2 separate regions of the Homo sapiens genome follow, and region 1 is linked to region 2. A link is a contact called in ENCODE Hi-C data. All regions are on one chromosome and are shown on one strand. The core of a region is the stretch at or near the end of the contact, and the rest is flanking DNA. Distances in the headings are between cores, read along the strand shown. Region 1 overlaps LOC107987108 (a long non-coding RNA gene). Region 2 overlaps LOC107987108 (a long non-coding RNA gene).

Region 1 (7,338 bases), core at 1,700-4,199, 310 kb after region 2:
CCTTACCAAGGTCTTGCAAGCTCTCTGAGACACTGCAAGGGTGCAGGGGACAGGTGCAGCCACTCTTACAAACCTAAACTGCAGCCCACTTGTGGTCTTGGGGAAAATGGCTTTCCCCTATTCCAACTGTCCTGCGTCCCATGCGAAGGCACTAGCCACTTCCCTCTCCCCTATGATCCCCTCAATAAACTGAGGCTTTTAAAAACAAAGGCCAGCAATGTCTGTTGTCTTCAAATAACTTCTGTTTTCAGCTCTGCAACTAAACCTCTGGAGAAAAGAGATCACAAAACACAAATTAATATTAACAAATTATTCTGCCACACTTGCCTTATATATTTCTACCCCTGGAGCCTTATGGATGCTGTGCCTTCTACCAGGGATGTTATTCCCCTTCTCTGAGCTATCTGAGTTTTGTCATCTTCAAGTTCCCCTGTCATCCAGGAAGGACTTCCTGACCTCTTCACAGAACTCCTAAGCCAGTCCCTGTTTTTGCCCCTGGCTTTGTCTTTCATGTCTCTGGCTTATATGACTTTTTTCTCCAGCTTATTAGTTCCCCAGGGGAAGGCACTGTGTCATTGGCTTCTTTGTACCCTTCAAATTACCTAAGAAAGTGCAAGTCACGTGGCTTGGAGTGAGTTTTGGGTTTGAATCCTGAGTAAAGTCTTATTTTGCCTCTTTGACGTATCACAATAATCTCAAAATGTGGCTGGTAGTATTTTTTCTCAATAGCTTTATTGTTTTCTTTCTGATTATATAGATGGCGCATTCTCATTGTAGAAAATTCAAAAACCACATGGTACTATAAAAAAGAAAGTAAAGGTCACATGAAATTCTACCTTCCTTATGTAAGCACCATTAACATTTTCTTGGCCATCTTTTACATCTCTCTTTATGACTATATAGTATATCTATTTTGTACACACACAAATATATTTGTATTGTATATAAAGAGGATTATTTTATACATACCTTTTAAAAATGAAGAATATTAAAGATCATATACAAAAATGTCAAGCAACACTAGTTGAATAAAAAATAATTTAATCTGGCCTTCAATCAGCAATCTTAAATGAATAAACAGTATTTCCCACAGTACGTTGAGAATAAAAGAAAGCAGGAGATGGCCCCTAAGCCACCTTCCTGTCTCTAGGCAGGATCCACTGAAAATACTCCATTTAAATTAGCCCAAGGCCCAGAGTGTGCAGCACAGAGGGCAAATGAGCATTCTAATTGGAAATTCAATACCCGACACTAAGATCAGATTTCTTCAGCCTAACGCGGCTTTCAGACATCATATGTATTCTCAGTTTACCAGCTGGAAGCATTGAAAGAGATGGACAAAGCTACACACCTTGGGTAAAATGTTTACTAAAGCTAAAATAAACTACACCAGACTGATGTGTATCTTCCCTGGAGATCTTACAGAAGAGACGTCAGCCTCCAGAACCCAGGGAAAAAACTCAGCTTTCTTATCTTAAATTATCCTGTTTTCATTTAAGCCTGTTTCCTCTCGTTCTACCCCTAGTGGCAAGAGAACAATTATTAAGTCAGTTCCCTTTTCTTCCCTTCTCTTCTCACCCTGGCCACACACATGCCCTTCTGCAGGCCTAATAATTTTAATTTCCCTTCCTCCCCAGGTCCTTTAATCACCTTTTGTGGCTGTGCTCTGAATATTCCCCACTCTCTACAGCCCTTTTAAGGGTATGTAAACTCTGAGTTCCTACTACTTTCAACCAAACTGAAAGAGAAACATTTCACAACCCCATCATTCCTTCTTAAACCTGAGACATAGCCACATCTCATCTATCAGGAATAAAATTAAAATTTATGTTAGAAAACTGAAAGAGCCATCTCCCTTTAATAGTCCTCATTTAAAGATCAAATTCAAACCTATGAGAAATTCTGTTCTCATAATAAGCAAATCTTTCCCACTGTAGGACAACATCCTATACTGTCTATACAGTGGCAAACTTCACACAGTTTCTCCTCCAGTCCTGTGCAGAGAGGCTAGAGTCTACCTTTTAGTTAGAGTGATCCATCATCACCCATTTACACCACCAGAAATATGACTAACAGATTACGAATGTCTCTTCTTTTGTCGACCAATTTGTTGGAATACAATACCTGCTACAACACATAATAGTTCTGCTGTCCTATTCACAGACACACAGGAGGTGGTCATAACATAGGTGTGTGCTTCAATAGAGACTCTTTTCAGCCAGATGGGCAGGACTGGTAGTGGCCTGGGCTTCCCACCTGGAAGGGCACAGATATCCAGAGCTAGGACCTTGATTTTCTCACATTATCCTATTTTTTAATGATATTTATCATTACTTTTTTTCATTTTTATAATTTTTTGTAGAGGCAGAGTCTTGCTATATTGCCCAGGCTGGTCTTAAACTCCTGGTCTCAAATGATCCACACCTGCCTTGGCCTCCCAGAGTGCTGGGATACAGGTGTGAGCCACCATGCCCAGCCACTAATGATTTATTTTCTTTCTTCTTGTCTGTCTCTTTCACTAGATGGTAGAAGAGGACCTTAGTTTTGCTCATCAATATCTCACTTTCTCAGTGAGAAATATACCAAACTGCAAAGTCCCCTGCATACACTAACCCTGGCATATCTGATCCTTGTTATCTTGCTGTACTTTTTCTTTTCCTTTTTCTCATAGCTTCTATTATCTTCTAACAAATTATATCATTAACTAGGTAGGATGATGTATTAGTCAGGGTTCTCTAGAGGGGCAGAACTAACAGGATAGATGTATAGATGAAGAGGAGTTTATTAAGGAGTATTGACTCATACGATCACAAGGTGAAGTCCCCCAATAGGCCATCTCCAAGCTGAGGAGCAAGGAAGCCAGTCTGAGTCCCAAAACCTCAAAAGTAGGGAAGCTGACAGTGCAGCCTTTGTTTGGTCTTTGGCCAAGGCCCAAGAGCCCCTGGGCAAACCACTGGGGTAAGTCCAAGAGTCCAAGAGCTGAAGAACTTGGAGTCTGATGTTCGAGGGCAGGAAGCATTCAGCACAGGAGAAAGATGAACGCCAGAAGACTCAGCAAGTCTGCTCTTTACAACTTCTTCTGCCTGTTTTATTCTAGCCATGCTAGCAGCTGATTAGATTGTGCGCACCCAGGTTGAGGGTGGGTCTGCCTCTCCCAGTCCACTGACTCAAATGTTAATCTCCTTTGACAACACCCTCACAGATACACCCAGAAACAATACTTTACATCCTTCAGTCCAATCAAGTTAACACTCAGTGTTAATCATCAAAGGTGAATATGATTTATTGTCCATTTCTCCTTGTGAGAAAGGTCCATGAAAGCTGAAATCCTCATCTGTTTTGTTCACAGAATGGAACTGAAAGAATGGCACACACACAAAAAAGGTGTTCAATAAATATTTATCAAATGAATGAAAATTCGCTGTACCCCAAGCTCCTGTAACACTGCCTGGCATATAATAGTGGCTCAATAAATATTTGCTGAATCTAGGACTCTGGCAGTAGGGAATTTGCTTTCCCATGGAAGCACCTGGGTTAAGAAACGTTTTCTCCAGTGTCCAAACACTTGGCCCTTCTATGTCTTTCACTCATTTTCCTATGTCTCTAGTTAATGGCACATAGTAACTAAACATTTAATAAGTTAATTAAACAATTAATAAGTTACTGAGTTGATTTTACTCAGTGACTCAGTGCTGCATGAATAATGACTGACACCTCATGTCTGAAATGCTTTTCTGACTATCTATCCTCCAATATCAAAAGTAACCTATTCCATTTACATTTTAATTTAACAAACATTTCTCTCCTGAATACCTACCCTATTTTAGTCACTATGCTAGATATTGAGTGGGATAATCAATGACAATAATACAACATGTTTATTGAGAATTTACTTAGTGTCAGGTACCATGCTAAGCACTGAACATGTATGATCCCATTTACCCTTCATAATAACCACGTAAGACAGGAATTACTGTTATGCCCATTTTACAGACAGAAACTTAAGCCTTGAGAGGTAACTTGTCCGAAGTCAGGTAGTAAGCTGGGACAGGAAACAGGCTAAGCCTGGATGCTTATCCAGACAACCTTAACCCAACACTCACACTTTTAAGCCCCAAAACAACTTAACAATGAAGAACAATCAAAATCTTTTTCTCAAGGAAAAGTGGGCATATTTGGAGAGAAAACCATTTTCAAAAATTTTGAGTCATTCATCTTTTGGTTTCCATGCCCTGCATAGAATACTGCACAGATTGAGTAATGAATACATTTTTGCTAAAAGAATAAATAATATTAAGCAATAAAAGGAGGTAAAACTACAAGAGGTAAATATCAGCTCTGACTGGAGGAAGCTGGGAATAATCCAGGACAACGGAAGCAGAACCTGAAAGAATATATGAGATTCTAAAAGATCAAGAGGAGGGTCATTCTTAGTACAGAATGCATTAGCTATCTATTGCTGCATAACAAATTAGACCTGAAAGAATACATGGGATGCTAAGAGATCAAAAGAAGAATTATTCTTAGTAGAGCATGTATTAGCTATCTATTACTGCATAACAAACTACTTAAAAAGCCAGTAGATTAAAACAAAAATAAACATTGATTATTCTTACAGTTTCTGTGGGTCTGAAATTCCAGAGCATGCTTGCTGGGCAATTTTATCTTGCAATTTCTCATGGAGTTTCAGTTAAGATATTGGCTGGGGCTGTAGTCATTTGAAGGCTTGACTGGCAAGAAAATTTTCATTCAAGGTGATTCATTTACACGGCTGGAAAGTTGTGGCTGGTTGGTGGTGGAGGCCTCAGTTCCTCCTCACAGGGGCCTCTTCATAGGCTGTGTGAGTGTCTTCATAGCATGGAAATGGGCTTTCCCTAACATAAGCAATCAAAAGAAGAGAAAGAGCCAACAGAAGCTACCTTCTTAATGATCTAGCCTCGGAAGTCATATGACATCTTTTCTGCCACATCCTATTTGTTAGAGGCAAGTCATGAAGTCTGACTCACATTCAAGGGAGGGAAATCAGGCTCCATTTTTAAAAGAGAGGAGTGTCAAGAATTTTTAGACATATCTTAAAACCACCATGGAGGCAGGTCCTGAAAAAGCACAGAGCGTGTTCTGAAATGACAAATTATCCAGTGTTCCAGTTAATGGACTTTTATAAACTGGTGACCTCTCCCATTTTCACTATTTTCATATCACCCCATCAATGTCTTATACTTCGATCATTTGATGTTGGTCATTGTACAGAACAAATCTTTCAACATTTCTTCCCCAGTTCATCCATTTGTTCACTTTATTTAAATCTAGTTTTATTCTGTGTGGTTAGCACTAGAAATACAAAAATAAAAGACATGGCTCTTGTTTCAAGGAGTTTTATAGTCCATTTGATAAATCACATATGTAGTATATATAATAACCACATACTGGCCAGGCCTGGTGGCTCACGCCTGTAATCCCAGCACTTTGGGAGGCCGGCGTGGGCAGATCACGGGGTCAGGAGTTCAAGACTAGCCTGGTCAACACAGTGAAACCCTGTCTCTACTAAAAATACAAAAATACAAAAAAAAAAAAAAAAATTAGCCAGGATGGTGGCGGGCACCTGTAGTCCCAGCTACTTGGGAGGCTGAGGCAGAATCGCTTGAACCTGGGAGGCGGAGGTTGTAGTAAGCGGAGATCATGCCACCACACTCTAGCCTGGGCGACAGAGACTCCATCTCAAAAAATAAAATAAAGTAACCATATATTATATTCCAAAAACCATTATAGAAGTATATACAAAGTGCCATGGTAGTATGTAGGAGATTAATTTCCTTCATGGAAGGGACCATGTTTTTCCTCCTAAGGAGTTTAAACCTCATTTTTCATTCAATAAAGTTTTTTTGGTTTTGGTGTGTTTTTTTTGCTTTGTTTTGGGGTTTTTTGTTTGTTTGTTTGTTTTTTGAGACAGGTTCTCAGTTTGTCATTCAGGCTGGACTGTAGTGGCATGATCTCAGCTCACTGCAGCCTTGACTTTCCAGGCTCAAGCCATCCTCCCACTTCAGCCTCCCGCCACTTCATCCTCCCACTTCAGCACATGCCACCACACTTGGCTAATATCTGTATTTTTTTTGTAGAGTCGATGTTTCACCATGTTGTCCAGGCTGTACTCAAATTCCTGAGCTTAAGCAATCTACCTGCCTTACCCTACCAAAGTGATGGTATTACAGACATGAGCCATCATGCCCGGCCTCAATACAGTTTTTAACCAGGTGTGTGCCAAGATTTTAGAAAGACATCTATACTTTAGAAAGACAATTTTGATGGCAGTAGAGAGGATGGAATTGGTAGAAGGTATGTGGGCAATGGCATGTTGAATGAAGAGGACAAAATACACATGAGAGACATTTATTGGGTAGAATCTATAGGACCTGGTGATTAATTGCATGGGCAGAAAAGAATTATTATTATTCAACTTCTGGATTTCTGGAAGGTATATGACGGCATCATTAACCAAGGTAGGAAATATAGGAAGAGGATCCAGGTGTTTTGTGGAGAAGATAATAAAATAAATTCAGTTTTAAATGTATTGAGTTTGAATTGCCTTTGGTTACATAGTCGAAGGATGTGTCACCTAGATGATTGGAAATATGTAACTGAAGTTCCAAGAGAGAAATCTCAGCTGGAAATACATATTTTGGAAACACTGGTGTTCACGTGCTAAACTCATGGTATTGAAGGCAATCACCTAAAGAGCTTGGAAAGTAGAAAAGTCAGCCAAGAGCCAGGTGTGGTGGCTCATGCCTGTAATCCCAGCAATTTGGGAGGCTGAGTTGGGTGGATCACCTGACGTAAGGAGTTCAAGACCAGCCTGGCCTATATGGTGAAACCCCACCTCTACTAAAAATACAAAAAATTAGCCAGGCATGGTGGTGGGCAACTGTAATCCCAGCTACTCAGGAAGCTGATGCAGGAGAATCACTTGAACCTGGGAGGCAGAGGTTGCAGTGAGCCAACGTCGCACCATTGCACTCCAGCTTGAGCAACAAGAGCAAGAATCCGTCTCAAAAAAAAAAAAAAAAAAAAAAGAAAAAAGAAGAAGAGAAGAGAAGAGGCAGCCAAGAATAGAATCTTGGGGAATACCAACACGTTAATGGTGGTAAAGAAAGAGGAGGCAAGAAAAACAGTGAAAAGGTGAAGCCAAAAGAGGAAGAAGACATTTAAGAGATTTCAGGGTCATAGAAGGAGATTTTCTAGGAGACAGAATCATCGTAGACAAAAAAGAAATGCAGATATCAAATGACAGACAGAATAAAAATCAAACCTCACATTTGTCAATTAGGAGACTATTCATTGCCT
Region 2 (6,676 bases), core at 2,484-4,983:
AAATCAAATCCCCATATAATCTTGTAAGCTTGAATCAAATTGCAATTTAAATCTATACAGGTACATGACTAAAGAGTATAATATTATTATTAAATATCTTTATTACTTTAAAATATCTATTATTTGAAAACTAAGCATAAATGTGCTATGGTGCCATGTGACACTAGAATTAACGTAGGACTTTGAGGTAAAGTTAACATGATTGTGAGAAACCCAGACAGGTTTCAAGTGAACTGGGCAACTACCTTACAGCTTCTATTCTGCATTGCTCTTCCTGGGACCACAGGGTCTCTTAGCTCCACTTTTCCCCACTTATCTGCTCCATTCTCAATTCAATGGATAGGCTTGCACTGCCAGATTTTCGATTCTGGTTCTCAGAATCTTTACTTATTTGTCCCCATGGCATTAAATCTGGTGTCATCTCTACATTACCATTTTTCAACACTGCCTGAATAACATATCCCTGTGAGAGACATCCTAGTTGGCTTAGTGTAGGTCACACAGATACCAGTCCAAATGGCTGTAGCTGCAGGTGTCATGTGTAACTTGAGCTGCATCTTCCAGGCTATGGGCCGGGTAATGACTTTCAAAAGAGGGTGAGAGGGGCTGGAAGAAAATAGGAAACTGCCCTTGATTTCCACTGGAAACACCATTGGCCTTTCTATTCTTGCAAGCTGTGTTGCTTACATCACAGTTTAGTGCTTCATTATTTCATTTGCCCCTTCCCAATTAATCTGTAAGGTCCTCAGGACAGGAGGCATGGCTCGTTCTAGTCTATTCTGAATGAGTCCGACATTCAGAACCACGATGGACACACTGTAAGTATTCAGTGAAGCCTTGTTGGTTGTTATAAGGTAATTGTCATCCTTCACATGCATATAGCACTTTACAGTACACACGGCACATTCCCATATATTGACCCATTTGACCTCATTAAAATCCTGAATCATTATGACCTTCACTTTACCAGTGAAGCAAAAGCAAGGCACAAGGATAATAAGTGACAGGACTCGCATCTAATTTTACACAGTGTTCTAGGTGCCTCTAGAATATCTAAGAGAAGATGTCGAGGAGCTAGTTAAATCTGTACTCTAGAGAGAAGAGTAGCCTAGAAATATATATTTGGGTATCATGTGAGTATGCATTACATCTGCATAAATACAATGGCAGTGAATGATATATCCAGGGATCTGTGTGTAAAGTAGAATAAAAGCTAGCCCAGAACAGATGCCTGAGAAACACTAACATTTACTGATTAGCAGAAGAAGGGAGCCCATAAGGAGACATAGAGAAAGCATCCCAAGAAGCAGCAGAAGAAAACCAGGATGGGTGGTGTTTTGCATGACCCGGGGGAAGAGAACTTCTCAAAAAGAGTAATCAACAGAATCAAATGCTTTCAAGAGGCCAAATGAGATAAGAACTAGAAAATTCTCTTGGCTGACCAGCTGCGGGTGGCTCACACAGGTAATCCCAGCATTTTGGGAGGCCAAGGCTGGTGGATCACTTGAGGCCAGGAGTTCGAGACCAGTCTAGGCAACATGGAGAAACCCCATCTCTAGTAAAAATTCAAAAAAATTAGCTGGACGTGATGGCACATACCTGTAATCTCAGCTACTTGGGAGGCTGAGGCACAAGAATCGCTTGAACCCAGGAGGTGGAGGTATCAGTGAGCCGAGATTGTGCCACTGCACTCCAGCCTGGGCGACAGACGGAGACTGTCTCATAAAAATAATAATAATAATAGAAAGAAAGAAAGAAAATGCCCTTGGCATTTGCAACAGGGAGATCATCAGTAACTTTTATCAGGGGAGTGTCAGATTAGAGGCAGGGATGTAAACCAAACATCAATAAGATAGAGAGGGAATGGGAGGTAAAAAGAGGAAACAGTGAGTTCAGCCAATTCTTTTAAGAAGTTTGGCTGTGAAGGTGGAGGATAAGATACAACCGCAGGTAAGGATTCAGTGAATATTTAGTTTTTTTTTAACGTGGGAGAAATTTGAAGGTATTTAAAGCCTGAAGGAGCCCGAGGGAAGTATTTCCCAGGGAAATACTTTACCCGATTTAGCAGAAGGGAAGGGAGAAAGGATGAATGTAGATGCCAATAAGTTTGTTTGGGCCAGTGTAGGTACTGAAAATGTTTTTTTATTTTCTCTGTCTAAATTCAAAGCAAGGACATTTCTTAAGAGTAAGGGAGGTGATGGGCTCAGGAGAGTAGAGATGGTTTGGTTCTATTTATGAAAGTACCCACTGACATCCCCACATACCCACATCCTGTTGCCCAGTCATTGCTTGTCCTTTTATTTACTCTCACATTAACTCATCCATTCATTCAACAACTGTTGAATGAAAATCTGTGTGGCAGGCTGTGGGAAATGCACTGGGGGTACAGAGGTAAAAAGCACATCGGGTAGGCATGAGATGACTGTCTGTGGCTACACAGGAAGGTAAATTTTATTTGACCCATAATAGGACGGGCCCAGTTACTGTAGTCCCTGGAATTAGCACATTAACAAAGCAAGCCACACGGCTACATCCTGATTAATCTGATTATTAAACAGATACATTTCATGATTCATGGGATTACAGTCATCCATTCTCAACCCCTACAGAGCCTAAAATCTCTCTCTTCCAGCATATGGCTCTACTTGAGTTTCTGGCACAAATCCTGTGACCTCCTCTGGAAGAGAACGCTAATTGTCCCCCAGTATCCATCTCCCTTTCTTCCATGGTAAGTGAATGTAGCTAGGTCCATAGCTAACTCAAGTAAAGAATACTTTCCCTAACCCCCTTCATGATTAGGTATAGCCCTGTGACTAAATTCAGGCCAGTGGAAAGTAACAGAAAGTGAAGCAGGTCATTTCCAGGTTAGTCCTTAAAGGGCAAGGGCATGCCCTGCTTTTCACCTTTTCCCTTCTGCTGGCTGGAATGAGGGCAAGGTGGCTGCGAGCTTATGATGTGGATGCCACAGAGGAGGGAGAGTGGAGCAATCTTATGGAAAGAGCCTGGGTCTCCTTGGTGAGTTCTTCATTTATAACTCAGGACTTTAGAAATAGCTGAACCTCCATGTAGATGGAGCAGTAGACTTAGCTAAGGGGATTTAAGAGCCATAAAAGATGAGAAAATGGTTGAGAATTTATGATGCAATTTGGAACAATGGCGGCCAAGAGTCTTTCATCCCTACAAGTGGGGAGTTTCAGCAGGAAGGTAAAGGAGTTGTGCTAGGTGTCTTCACACCTATAATTTCCTTTATTCCTCACACCAACCTTATGGAATGCATACTATTATCTCCATTCTACAGATTTTGAAAACCAAAGAGATAAGAGGTACCCAAACATGCAGTTATTGCACAGCAGAGCTGGAGTATGCACTTCTTTCTGCAGAGTGCTTGGCTCTGTTTTTTCTCTTTCACTATGAGACTTGCTCTTGCTCATGTGAGGGGGCCCCAGGCTGCAAGGAGAGCAGACACTTTCATCAGCTTTGTGGCTTAGACGGAATGAAAAGTCCCTCTTTCCTGCCAGACCACAACGTCCTGTGGCCCTGTGCCCATCAGGCACTGCCACCTTTGAGCCCCTGTGTGTACAGTGGTGATAGGGCTGAAGGGAGGGGAAGAGAAGAGAAATGCCCCCAGGCCAAGACCCTTTACAATGGAACCAGGTGCTATAAATTTCTCCAAATGCACCACCGCTCTCCACACATGCACATCTGGAATGCCGCATAACCCCTTCCCTCTCCAACCCCCTCTGCAACAATGACTTCCTGGAGCATTTTAATGACTCACCATTGTAAATAATATACTCTACCCTTTCTTGTAAAAAAAAAAAAAAGCTGGAAGTTTCTGCAAAACCAGCAAATTACTCCAAATTATAATTTCATCGAAAACACTGGGAAAAAAAACAACAACACCTTCATAGCCTGAGGTAGGAAAGGTTCAGGAGATTTATGTCTTTCCTTGAACATGTAGATTTATAACAGTGGATAATGTACATTCATTTCATCCATATTTATACCTGAATTGATGCAGAGTCTGGTATCCATTACTTTAATCTATGTAACTTGATCATCAGAAATCTGAACCATAATTTTAACACGTATTACAAAGAGTTTCTTTTGGGCTTAAAGGAAAATGACGGCAGAGAAGAAAAGCCATTAAGACCCAGCTGCAGTCACTTATTCCTGCTGCACTTCCTTCTGCAATATGTGTGGGTCTCCCTCCCCATTTCTCATCCCATACCTTCCTGGACACACACTGGCTCCCTCACTCAACCTCCAGCACTAACTGTGCTGAGACTGGAAAGGAGAGAGAAATGATGGGCAGGGCAATTCCAGGGAATTCATGGAAATAAATCTCTGAGATTCCTGCCAAACCAGAGCTCACACAGAGGCGGTAGAAATGGGCAAGTAGTAGCCTCTAGTCACTTAGTTGAAGTGAAAAAATGCAGAGTCTGATCAAAGCTTCTCTCTGACAGACAGTAGAAATTAAACCCAGACACCAGTTCTCAAAAAGCATGGCTGGCACAGAGCACATGTTCCTGTCCAACTTCTGAGCATCAAACATTAGCCTAGCTCAAAACTCCAAATTCCTGTCCTGGACTAAAGCCAAGTGGTGGGTTTTTGAGGGATCTGGGACCCAGAATTATATTAGGTGGAAGATGAAGAATGCAAGACCCGGGACCTCACTGTAGTAGGTGCATGTCAGAGAACTCTCTTGGGCTGACATCCTGGGATTTCCTAAAGCCATAAAAGCACCACGAGGGCAAGTCATTTTGTTCACTTGCATGGTCAAGGCTGGCACTTAGTAGGTGCTTGATAAATTTTGTTGAATGAAGGTCTTTGTTACAAACCATTCCAGAGCTATAAACTGTAGTGTGAGTAGATACAGTACAATACTGAAGATGAAACCAATGGGGTTTTATGACATTAAGAGTACTATTAGGAGTAATATGCAATCAAATTTATTATGGCTTTCTGTTCTTTTCTCTTCCAAATTTTCTTCCATTCTTTATCGTGTGTGTCACCAGAATGTTTCATATTTTATAAATATTTCGAGATTTGAAAGCATGATGCTATTTAATGTTCATAGCAATCCTGGGACACAGTTGTAACAAACAATTCCCATTTCACAGATGAGGACACTGAGAAGCAGAGTTTCCATAACCTGCCTGTGTTCCCCACCAGGCTTTCAGCACTGCTGTCTCCCGATTCCCATGTTCTTTCCTCTACACTGTGCCACAGTGGTGTGTTCTTGGCAGGGGTAAAGGGCAGAGTAAATAGAGAGGGCATTTTAGGAGTGCCTGGAAACAGCTGATCTGGCCCCAATTAGCATCCTGGAAGAGATCACCAACCCACAAATCACTAGGTTTGCTAAGTACTGTTCTCTAGAGCCTCCTGAGGATAGTGTTAGATTTGACACTCTCAAGGGAACAGATTCCAGCTGTCTGATCCTTGAAATCAGATAAAACAATAATTTCGCCTTATATTTTTCTGATAAAAACTGATGTTTAAGAAAGAAAATCTACCTCTAAAAAGGGGACTGAGATAACTTTTGTTTCATTAGTATTAATTTTTTACTACAGGAATGTGTATATATATATATGTGTGTGTGTGTGTGTGTGTAATATATGTACATATATAGTATATCTATGTATATATGATACATTTAACATATACTTTAAAATAAACATAATTATGTATTTAATATATAAACATACAAATAATAATAAATGTCTTTAAAAATTATAACCTAAATAAATGATTATTATCTTTTAGCAGGGGAAGACCTCCAACTATAATCTATCCACACAACTATAATCTATCCTGTAAACAACTGGGCTTCTTGAGAAACCCCCATGAAGGGAAACTGAAGTTTTTCACATAACATGATACAGGCACAATCGGAGGCATGCAGTGAACGTTCATAATGGCCAGCCCTACCATTTCAAAAGCATCACTTCCATTTGAAGAAAACGATGCTAAGGGTCAGAGAAGTTTTATCTTGACTGAGATTCCACATACGTTAAGTGCATATGTTGGGATTTGAGCCTAGGTCTGAGTGGTTTATAGCCCATGGCCTATCCAATCCGTTTTCACTATTAACATGTTTCTACCAGTTGCATTTGGAAAACAGGAGACTCTGAATCCTGAATAACGTAAAAAAGAAAATTTATTTAGGTGTTACCCTTAAATGGCTTCTTCAAAAATTCACCCGTTATCTCCCCAATCAGATGTGAGCTTTACCTCTTTTGAAACCAAAACTATTACTTTATTTCAAATTTATGGAAATCCTTCACCCTCATATTACTTGTTTCAGGTACTAACCCTGTAAGAGAGGCACTGAAGATAGAATGCTGCTATCACTCCAACACCATTAGACAGATGAAAGGCCAGTGACTTAGCCAAGATCACACAGAGAAAGGGCTCACCCATGTACTAATTCTGTGGTCTGAACTGCAACCCTACGCCCCTGGTTTCAAGAACTGTGCTACTTTCAACTTATTGAAATGGAAAGGAAGATAGAATGTGTTACATTTCTCTTAATCATTTTTATGTGACTCTTATGGGCTAATGAAACAGCAAGATTCTATTGTGCATTTACACTGTGCCCAGAATTGAGCAAGGAAATTAGATGACAAAGAACCATGAACCAAAGCCTCTGCCCTCAAGGGCTTAACAACTGAGT

What was found. Hi-C counts contacts between places; a loop is a spot of excess contacts on that map. Pooled maps may share reads with other maps.
Region 1: a pooled map shows a loop between it and region 2 (2.8-fold over the local background). The contact joins two enhancer-like sites. A Hi-C loop is called at or near these places in 4 of 37 single-sample maps with no recorded cell type and 2 of 50 pooled maps.

What each region holds. Positions count from the first base shown.
Region 1 is chr9:106,105,427-106,112,764 of GRCh38, reverse strand. The region is part of intron 3 of LOC107987108 (a long non-coding RNA gene); the gene reads right to left. Among named protein-coding and RNA genes, the nearest start is that of TMEM38B, 410 kb to the right of the region's middle. Within about 2 kb of position 2,949, at least 2 of the 41 ENCODE cell types and tissues checked have a DNase peak (open chromatin) inside an H3K27ac peak, as active enhancers do.
Region 2 is chr9:106,417,633-106,424,308 of GRCh38, reverse strand. The region is part of intron 3 of LOC107987108 (a long non-coding RNA gene); the gene reads right to left. Among named protein-coding and RNA genes, the nearest start is that of MIR8081, 180 kb to the left of the region's middle. RefSeq lists an enhancer at 3,460-3,539. Within about 2 kb of position 3,733, at least 2 of the 41 ENCODE cell types and tissues checked have a DNase peak (open chromatin) inside an H3K27ac peak, as active enhancers do.